3 separate regions of the Homo sapiens genome follow, and all the other regions are linked to region 1. A link is a contact called in ENCODE Hi-C or POLR2A ChIA-PET data. All regions are on one chromosome and are shown on one strand. The core of a region is the stretch at or near the end of the contact, and the rest is flanking DNA. Distances in the headings are between cores, read along the strand shown. Region 1 holds the start of HIKESHI (heat shock protein nuclear import factor hikeshi). Region 2 holds the start of MED17 (mediator complex subunit 17). Region 3 holds the start of SLC36A4 (solute carrier family 36 member 4).

Region 1 (2,992 bases), core at 177-2,676:
ATATATAGAGGCAGGTATTACCATAACTAAATTTCCTTCCAAATTAGTTGACAACGTGAGAGATACATGGATTCCAAATAGGCTTTTTATTCTTTAAGAAACACAATTTTAATGTCATTCATTAATAACACTCACTCGTCTGAGTCACACAATCATTCCAGGTTTGTCCTTTTTCCCTATTAAGAGCAGGGCAAAATTATCTCACCAGGATTATGAATTACCACCATCACCACAGGGGTCTCCCAGTCATTCAAGAGACAAACTTTATGAGGCTAGTCATCTCCAACTTATCTTTCTGGCTTCTTAGAACTGTATATGTACAGAATACAATACATTATCAAAACTTGATGGGAAAAAAAGACAATTCAGCAAAGGGACTGCAACATTTTAAAAAGCCAGGAGAAAAAAGAAGGAAAAATACTTCTAGGGGAAAGGAATCAGGCCTGAAAATTGATGTCTGTGTGGTTTCTAAGGAAACAAACAAGATTCACCTTCCAGATTATTCCTAAAGAATTCCAGGTGCTGTTCTCATTTACTCTAACAATTTGGCAAGGTAAGTTATCTATTTTGACCCATAAGGAAACACACTACTCGCATCCTTCTCTGGTTATCTCAGATACGGCTCACACGTTAAGTTTCAGCCAACTTCCAATTAAATTAAGCTTATTTTTACTCGGGTTCTTCCAAAGGGACCCAAAAGATATACATTCCCTGAGCACCTTAATCTTTGAAAAACAGTTTGCTATAGACCAAATTCAATCCCAAATTCACCTCTACCTCAAGTTAATAAAGAAGGTATTTATACTGGCGATTGAACTTAGTTCTGTAACTGCAAAATGTCAAAGATAAAGACCATCTCACGAGTTATGAGGATTAAGTTCAAAGTGCCAAATAAGCGCCACACATAAGGCTGAGTGACCAAAGGCGTGCATTGCACTTAGCCCAGTACTTGGTACAAAATGCACACTTAATAAATGCCAACTTATACTGTGACTACTATTCGAAAGAATCTGAATAGAGCTGGGCAAAGGAGAGCACCCAGCTTCCCACGCTCCATCCTCACATACCCACCCAAAATATAATAAGTGGGCTTCCCCGCATCCCTAGCGCCTGCGCACCCTCCCTGCCGTAGGGCTTCGCCCTCGGTATCCTGACCCCTTCCTGATATCACCCGGTCCCATCCTCACCAGCCTCCCCGCCACCAAGCAGCCAAACATGGCGACGGCAGCTCCGTTCAGCCGGCAGTGACCTGAAGCCGGCGACTAGGAGTCCTGGGGCTACTGCCCTAGTCGAGACTAAGAACCTTCCAGAATTTGCGGGAGGGTGTCTGCCCCTCCACTACATAGTGACTGGGCCAGCGGCAAGAATGCCTCTGCCCCCGCGAACTCTGACCTTCTCTTCCTAAGCAGCCCACTGCTCAGGCAACAAGTACTTCCGGGGCTTACACCCGGTTTTCCCCACTAAGGAAGAAAGGCGGGCCAGCGCCAGTACAAGACTACAAGTCCCAGAACAAGTCCCAGAGGGCACCGCGCCAGTTTCCGGGAAGGTAAGCCTGGAGGCTTTGCACACTGGGATCGGTAGTCCGGGTGTTTTATAGCCACAAAATCTGTGGATCCTTCATTTCCATGTACAATCCTGGGAAGAGATGCTTCTAACGTTTCTGTGACATCTGAGAGATTAACGGTGCACTTTTACAATAATCACGTCACTAGATCTTTACAAAAACCCTATGAGGTAAGTATTATAATCCAAATTTTATAGGAGTGATCAGCCTCAAATCTTTACACAGCAGTAAATGTTGGAGGCTGAATTCAAGTCCTAATCCAAATCCGGGTTTCTTTCTGCTACACAGTGTCTCAGAAGTATTAATCTTTAACCAATTGTTTTGTACTTGTCTACAATTTATAGTAGTTCTTTCCAGCTTCACTTAGTTCTCCCATTCATTTGCTGTACAATTGTGGACGAGTTGTAGATGTCTTTGTGCTTCAGTGCCCCTCCTTTGCAAAAGACAAATAATGAGCCTATTGCCTAGGGTTGCTGTGAGGATTAAATGAGCTAATATGTATAAAACACTTAAAACAGTGCTTGGCTGTGCTTAATTAGTGGGAGTTTTATTGTAAAAATGTCTATTTTTTTTCTATGTGGATCTGCAGAAAAGTTTCATAGGAAATACAAAACAATAGCCAAAAAAAAAAAAAAAAATACTGGCATTAAGTACCGATTGCCACCAATACTTATTCTCCCTTTCACAGCTCCAATTCCTTTTCTTCTTGAATAGGATAGTAAAGGGTCTCTGTCCAATTTGAAATATCTGAGCTTGGCCACCAGCCGTAAAGCAGGTCTGTCTTCCCAGTTCTCAGTTTATATATGGGGGATCAGTGTTTGGAACAGTCCTCTGGCCTCCACTGTGGATCCCTAAACTGATCACCTATCTTATCACCGATACTCCTTTGAGATAGCTGTGCCAAAGGTGAAGAGGTAGGAAAGGATCTACCAATGTTTCCAACTTACTATCTAAAAAGTCCTAGAACCTTCAGAATAAAAAGGCCATTCATATGAAGACCACTTCATAAATTAAGGCACCCACACTACCTGGGTTCAGAGCCCATCTCTGCCATTTATTAGTTACATAATCTCAGGCAAGTTAACCTAACACTCCCATACCTCCTTTTCCCCATCTTTAAAATGAAGTAATAGTAGTATCTACCTCATAAAGTTGTTTTGAGGGTTCTTACACGTAAAGTACTCAATAGTGGCCAGAATGTAGCTTACTCAATAAATGTTAATATTTAGCATTATTGCCTTTCCTAACTAATTTTCCATGTCTTCTTCATACCCACCTTGTGCACTAGCCATACTTTTGAATTCTCTGAGCAACTCCTACTTTTAAATTTGTATGTGCTTATGCAACTTGTTTTATCTCCCTGTAATATTCACTTGGTTATTTCTTACACATCCTCTCACTTTTCTTCACTAACCTTTCTATGACCCA
Region 2 (2,992 bases), core at 300-2,799, 7.5 Mb before region 1:
GCTCCCTATGTTGCTCAGGCTGGTCTTGAAGTCTGGGCTCAAGTGATCCTTCCACCTTGGCCTCCAAAAATGTTGGAACTACAGGTGTGAGCCACCATGCCTGTCCTGTTATTTCCGAAATTAAGAAGATCTATCCGACTCCCAGAATAATACAACTATTCTTTCATTATTTCTTCTAACACTTTGTTTTACTTTCTTCATTTGGCACTTCAATCCTCAAAAATTACTGTGGAAATAATTTTTGTGTGAGGTATAAAGTAGTATTTACCTTTTTTTGCAAATAGACCCCTAATAATCCTAACAGCACTGCCCTGAAATGACATCTTTAAATTCCCATTTACACTGGGTGTGCTGCATAACTAAATTAAGAATTTTGATTTTTTTTTCAAAAATCCTTGACAATAATGAGAATCTGAAACCCACTCATTATTTCTTCACTTCCCTCCTAGTCTCCTCCCTTCCAGTTTTGCTTTCCCTATAATTCATTTATTAGAAAGCATCTAGAGTAAACTTTAACAAAACCATCTCTACTTATCCTGCAAAAGCTTTCAGTGGTCTTAACACTAGTCAAACGCTTATCCCGGCCTACTGGGTTCTACATGATCTGGACCCGCCTACCTCTTGGACCTCGTCACACATTTCAGTCAAAACAGACCTCTTTTCTGCAGGTGCTACTATCATCATTCACACCGCACAAGGATGCAAAGTAACTCGCCCAAGGTCACACAGCCGGCAAGGGGCAGAGCCCCGATCTAGGGCTCTTTTAGCCACTAAGTGTGCTACATTAAAGGCCCTCTACAGAGAAGCATTCATTTAAACATTTCACGGTTTGACAGTGTCTCTAAACGCTGCCATTCAAGGAGACCCGCAGGAGTATTACGTAAAGTCGTGTCCTACCTTGTCCGGCAGCAACAAAAAGATGACGACCAAGTATCCTTACGCTTCCGCTAGAGGGACACTCAAAAGTTCTCGCACGCACAAGATCACCCCCATCGCGGGAGAGGCGGAGGCCCGCGCGGGTGCTGGGACCCAGACCGGGGGACTCGGGCAGCGGATGCAGGCCTTACCTTCCTCGTCGTCCTGGTCTGCGCTGGACCCGGCGCCCGGCCACTCCTGCGCGTCGCCCTCGGTCCCCGCCGCCTCCTCCTCCTCGGAGCCCGAACCCTGGCTGAAGTCTATCCGCTGGGCCAGACGCGCCAGATTCTGCGACATGGACAGCGGGGGCAGGTACGTCTCGGTGCCATCCAGGCCCACCTCATGGACCTGCTTCTCGCAGGCCGATTCGATGCTGATCCGCACTGCGCGCACCCCGGACATGCTGGCTGCGTCGGCCAGCGGTGGGAGGACCCCCCACGAGCCAAAAAACGAGGTACGAAGAGGAGGCTTCCCTGCGGAGAGCCGGGAACTCAGAAGCCCGCAGCCGCGGTGCCTCAGAAGACCCTCGGGAAACCGAACGCAACGCTCAGACTGGAAACAAAGGAGCTGGCCCAGCAACTTTCCCAGAACGCACCGCAAGCTCCCTCCTCGGTAAGTCTTTCGGAGCAAAACTGGGCAGGCGCGGAAGCTCCAGGGTTCCCTAGAGCGCTTCCGGTGAATCACGGTGCAGGGTGGGGTAAACTTCCGGGCCTATAAGAGGCGTGGCCGGCAGAGGGAGGGAAAGAGCGGTTTGGGAGCCGAGAGTGTGGCGGGTATATTCCTTGCTTTTTAAGCCTGCGTTTGTTTAAAAAGTGGATGAGGAAAGAAAGCTGCAGAGGCTAGAAGAGTTAAGGAAAAGGAAATTAATGGATCCTTGGATCTTAGCAATGAGAGTCCTGTTGAGAGAACTGAGATCTGGTGGCGCGCGCCTGTGGTCCAGCTACGCGGGTGGCTGAGGCGGGAGAATGGCTTGAGCCCTGGAGATGGAGGCTGCAGTGAGCCGAGATCTCACCGCTGCATTCCAGCCTAAGCAACAGAGTGGGATCCTGCCTCAAAACAAAAGTTATTTTAAATTAGCAAGAAATTTTTTAAAGAAACACTATCTGAAGAGTTAGAAATTAAGGGCATGGCTTGGGGGAAACAATCGTGCTTATCACCACTTAAAATTATACTACGTAATTATTTGGTTTCCTGTTAGTTATAACTCTATGACAGCCAATATCTGCAGCAGACATAATAGACTCTGGCATGTAGTAAGTGCTTAATATTTATTTTATGCCCGAGTAACAGAATAAATAATGTTGATCTCGCTTTTTTATTAGTGATGGGGTCCCACTATGTTGCCCAGGCTGAGTGCAGAGGTTATTCACAAGTGCTGTCAGCACGCTACAGCCTGGAGCTCCTGGGCTCCAACGATGCTCCTGCCTTAGCCTCCTGAGGAGCTGGGACTATAGGAGCGTGTCACCATGCCTGGCCTGCAAATAATATTTAAAAGATTAAGAAGAAGTGGTATAACTTCAGTCTTTGGGTCTCCAAGAACGTATTTCATTAGTAGGAATTCCACAGACAAAGATGGATTATTTTATATTACAAACCTCTATATTTCGTTTAAGGAATTATATATACCGTTTATCATGAGTGTTTGCCAGGTTTTGTTCTGACCAAGATATATCTAGGTTTTGAACTACTTTCCTAAGGTATTTAGGAAAATACGGTTGCCCTGGTGTCAGTCCCTGCTGAAGAAGAAAGTAGATGGCCGTGTGTGGAGGGGGTTGAATTTTCATGAGAGAAACCTATTTCTGGCAAGCTGTACAGTCTGTCGCCCAATCATGTTCGAGAACCACTGTACTTGCTTTTCGTGTAAATTTGTTTAAAAATTTTTTTTAACTTTATTTTAAAATCTGATTAATAGCCAGGCGCAGTGGCAGTCTAATAGTGCAGACAAAAACAAGACAACAACAAATGATTATGATTCCTAGAATAAGCAAAGCTTTTGCCACCAAGTCTTCAAGATCAAAACTAGCTGCTTAGCCAGTTGTTTAAAGATGTGTTGGATCTGAAAGGTTAGTTGTTAAGG
Region 3 (2,992 bases), core at 167-2,666, 6.9 Mb before region 1:
CAATGACTTTTGATCCCTTTTAACTCTCAAAGGATAATGTTCTTTTAAGATGCTGTCCCACATGTTCTCATTATAATGAGTGGTTTATGGAAAATTACCTTGGTCCTATAATTTCTGTCTGATGCCTATCTTCTCTCCTGCTGATCTTTAACCAGGTGATCCACCCCAACACAGGTTAGGGAACATTGCTCTAGCTATGTTCCAGAATAGATTTCTTCTTCTTCTTCTTTTTTAAAAAAAATCTCCTTTACCCCTTTATTTGTCAGGAACACTTCAAATAAAACCTTCTTTTGGGATTTGCATGTGTATGTATGTGAACAAATTGGGTTCACTTAAAGGAAAAGAAAGGGGGTTGGCAAACTGTCATTATCACTAGTTATCTAGTGAAAGCCTACAGAGGATGCAACAGGAGGAAAGATGTAGATAGTATGTAACTGCGTACCTTTTTAATCTCAGAATTTTAAATATTTAACACCATTGCCATATAGTTACATCAGTGACTGTTAATCAGACCCACTCCCCCCCAAAAAAACCCTTTCCTAAAGCAACCCCACTGAATGAAACGGACACAAATAAAAAGGATTGTCTGGTGTACTGACTTCCAAGAACTATGAAGTGAAAAAAAAAAGAAAGCGATTTTAAAATTAAAATAAATATTTTCCTTTTAAACCAAAAGCTTGCTTCATCCATTGATTCATCGAATATTCATTGGTACCCATCTGGGAGGCCAGCTTTGCATATTTTTCGAGAGCTCCAGCTCTGAAGGCAGAAGGATTCTACTTCTGCCATGTACAAGCTTCCTGTCCCCAGACACGTTACTTACCTCCGTGCCTTAATCCCTTCATCTTTAGCGTTAATGTAAATATTAGAATTATCTCACAAATTGTAGTCAGAATTAAAGATAATGTATGTATGGTGCTTAGGAGTACTTGAAACTACATCAGTACACTTAGTCTTTACCTTAATTTTCTTTCAGCACCACGGTCAACGTCAAATATCTGGAAGGACATTGAAATATCCTGAAAGTGAAATTGTATATGACTTAATTAAATTCTATTTAAGTGTCTCCTGTAACTCTAACTATAGAAACAGGGAGACGAATAACCAGAGTAGTCAGAACCTCAGCATGGGTAGGGGACAAATCCCGTCCTTCTTCGCATTCTCCAAGGTGACTTACAGAACGCTAACGCCTTGCATACGGACAGGCGCCCCAAATTTAAGTTCGCCGTCATCTTTAAAACCCCCAGGGAGCTATGGGCCCGGGTCTCGGCTAGCTCTAAGGTCCCACCCTCGCTGATCTCAGGTTACCCAACCCTCCTCTCGGGTTACCCAACCCGGCCTCGCAGCAGTCCTCGGGTCTTCGGCCCCTCCCGCCCCTCGCCGGCGGTGCCCGCCGAGCCGGGCTGTCCCACTGCGCATGCTCCTCGCCGCGCGGTTGGGGAGCGCCGGGGCAGGGAGGCGGGCACCAGGCGCGGGTCCCTCCGGGCAGGGGAGGTAGGCCTGGGCCTGACGCCGGCCACGCAGCGGCGGGAGAGTGAGCACTCGGGCGGCGGCGTCCTGGAGACCCGCGAGAGATGGAAGCGGCGGCGACGCCGGCGGCTGCCGGGGCGGCGAGGCGCGAGGAGCTAGGTCGGTGTTGTGCGTGGGCAGGGAGCCGGGGCTGACGTGGGCGGGGGTCTGTGCGGGAGTCGGGTGCGCCCACACCTCCAGGGGCCCCGCGCTTGGCCTGAGTTGAGGCCCGATTGCTAACTGACCCCGTGGTCAGCATCCGCAAAGGAACCGGTTATCTGACCCCGAGAACTTGGTCAGACGAAGCCCAGGCCTGAATAGGGCGTTAAAATATGTGTGTGTGTGTTTGCGCGCGCGCGTGTGGGTGAGTGTGTGTGTTGAGTGGGGCGGGGCCCTGTGGGTACACGTCAAAGACGCAAGAGCCTGCGCCGTGACTCACGGTTTTTTTCCCAATGATGCTTTAAGGAAGTTATCATTGTTCTGCTTTTCAAATGCTGCAGCCCCATTCGGAATCTCCAGATGAATCCTCATTTTACTCCTTGTTATCCCAGAGTTTCGAACAGGTCGTGCTGACCAGAATGAACAGGAGATACCTGTAGCTTGCTCACTTGGCAAAGTTTGTTTGTTTTTTGCTGCTTTCCTCCCATCTTGTTTCTTGGCGACAGGGCGTGTTTGTTTACGGTTTCCCGCTGTCCAAAATAAAAAAGTAAGGATCAGGGTGGTAAAATGATCGCTCTCCCAGTTATACGTACTGTACTTGGGAGTATTTTTCATTCGATGCTGATTAAATGTAATTAAAAAATTAAATCTAAATGGAATCTTCAAGAAAACCGTTGAACTTTAAAAAATACCGTATTATAAGTAACTGATAGGTTGTTGTTATTCCTCTAATAGCCTGCAGGGCACTTTGCAATGGAATTGTTTTCAGGCCGTAATAATGGTAGAAACAATAAACTTAACATTTTATTGCGTGCTTACTGTGTGCAAACACTGTGCTAAGTGCTTTACCTATGCATTGTCTTTAATCCTCACAGCAACTGAGATAGGTGCTATCATGATTTCCATTTTATAGATACAGTAATTTTAAGCTTATTAATGGCAGAACCCAAATGTGAACTCAGGTTTCATTCATTAATAACCTGTCTTAGTGAGGATATGGAGAAATGGGTATTCTCATGCATTGCTGGCAGGAAAGGGATAATATATTTAGCCTTAAAAATGTACATATCGGCCTGGCGCGGTGGCTCACGCCTGTAATCCCAGCACTTTGGGAGGCTGAGGCGGCCGGATCATCACAAGGTCAGGAGATGGAGACCATCCTGGCTAACACGGTGAAACCCCGTCTCTACTAAAAACACAAAAAATTAGCCGGGCGTGGTGGCGGGCGCCTGTAGTCCCAGCTACTCGGGTGGCTGAGGCAGGAGAATGGCGTGAACCCGGGAGGCGGAGCTTGCCGTGAGCCGAGATCGTGCCACTGCACTCC

Evidence for each region. A loop is a pair of places that touch in the nucleus more often than their neighbours do. ChIA-PET counts read pairs that join two places held with the same protein, here RNA polymerase II (POLR2A). Pooled maps may share reads with other maps.
Region 2: a loop to region 1 is called in a pooled map, with 15 times the contacts of the local background. The contact joins the promoter of MED17 here to the promoter of HIKESHI in region 1. A Hi-C loop is called at or near these places in 4 of 50 pooled maps.
Region 3: a map of CD4-positive, alpha-beta memory T cell shows a loop between it and region 1 (18-fold over the local background). The contact joins the promoter of SLC36A4 here to the promoter of HIKESHI in region 1. A Hi-C loop is called at or near these places in 2 of 168 maps with a recorded cell type or tissue (CD4-positive, alpha-beta memory T cell and naive thymus-derived CD4-positive, alpha-beta T cell) and 5 of 50 pooled maps. POLR2A ChIA-PET finds 5 or more read pairs at or near these places in 1 of 52 experiments (CD4-positive, alpha-beta memory T cell).

The regions. Positions count from the first base shown.
Region 1 is chr11:86,300,674-86,303,665 of GRCh38, reverse strand. It overlaps HIKESHI (heat shock protein nuclear import factor hikeshi), which reads right to left and starts at 1,426. Exons shown (of 5, transcript NM_016401.4): 1 at 1,188-1,426. The coding sequence starts at 1,217.
Region 2 is chr11:93,782,839-93,785,830 of GRCh38, reverse strand. It overlaps MED17 (mediator complex subunit 17), which reads right to left and starts at 1,549. Exons shown (of 12, transcript NM_004268.5): 1 at 1,068-1,549. The coding sequence starts at 1,317. RefSeq lists silencers at 817-1,011, 1,013-1,142 and enhancers at 1,273-1,492, 1,434-1,728.
Region 3 is chr11:93,196,415-93,199,406 of GRCh38, reverse strand. SLC36A4 (solute carrier family 36 member 4) reads left to right here and starts at 1,416. Exons shown (of 11, transcript NM_152313.4): 1 at 1,416-1,629. The coding sequence starts at 1,575. RefSeq lists a silencer at 1,275-1,654.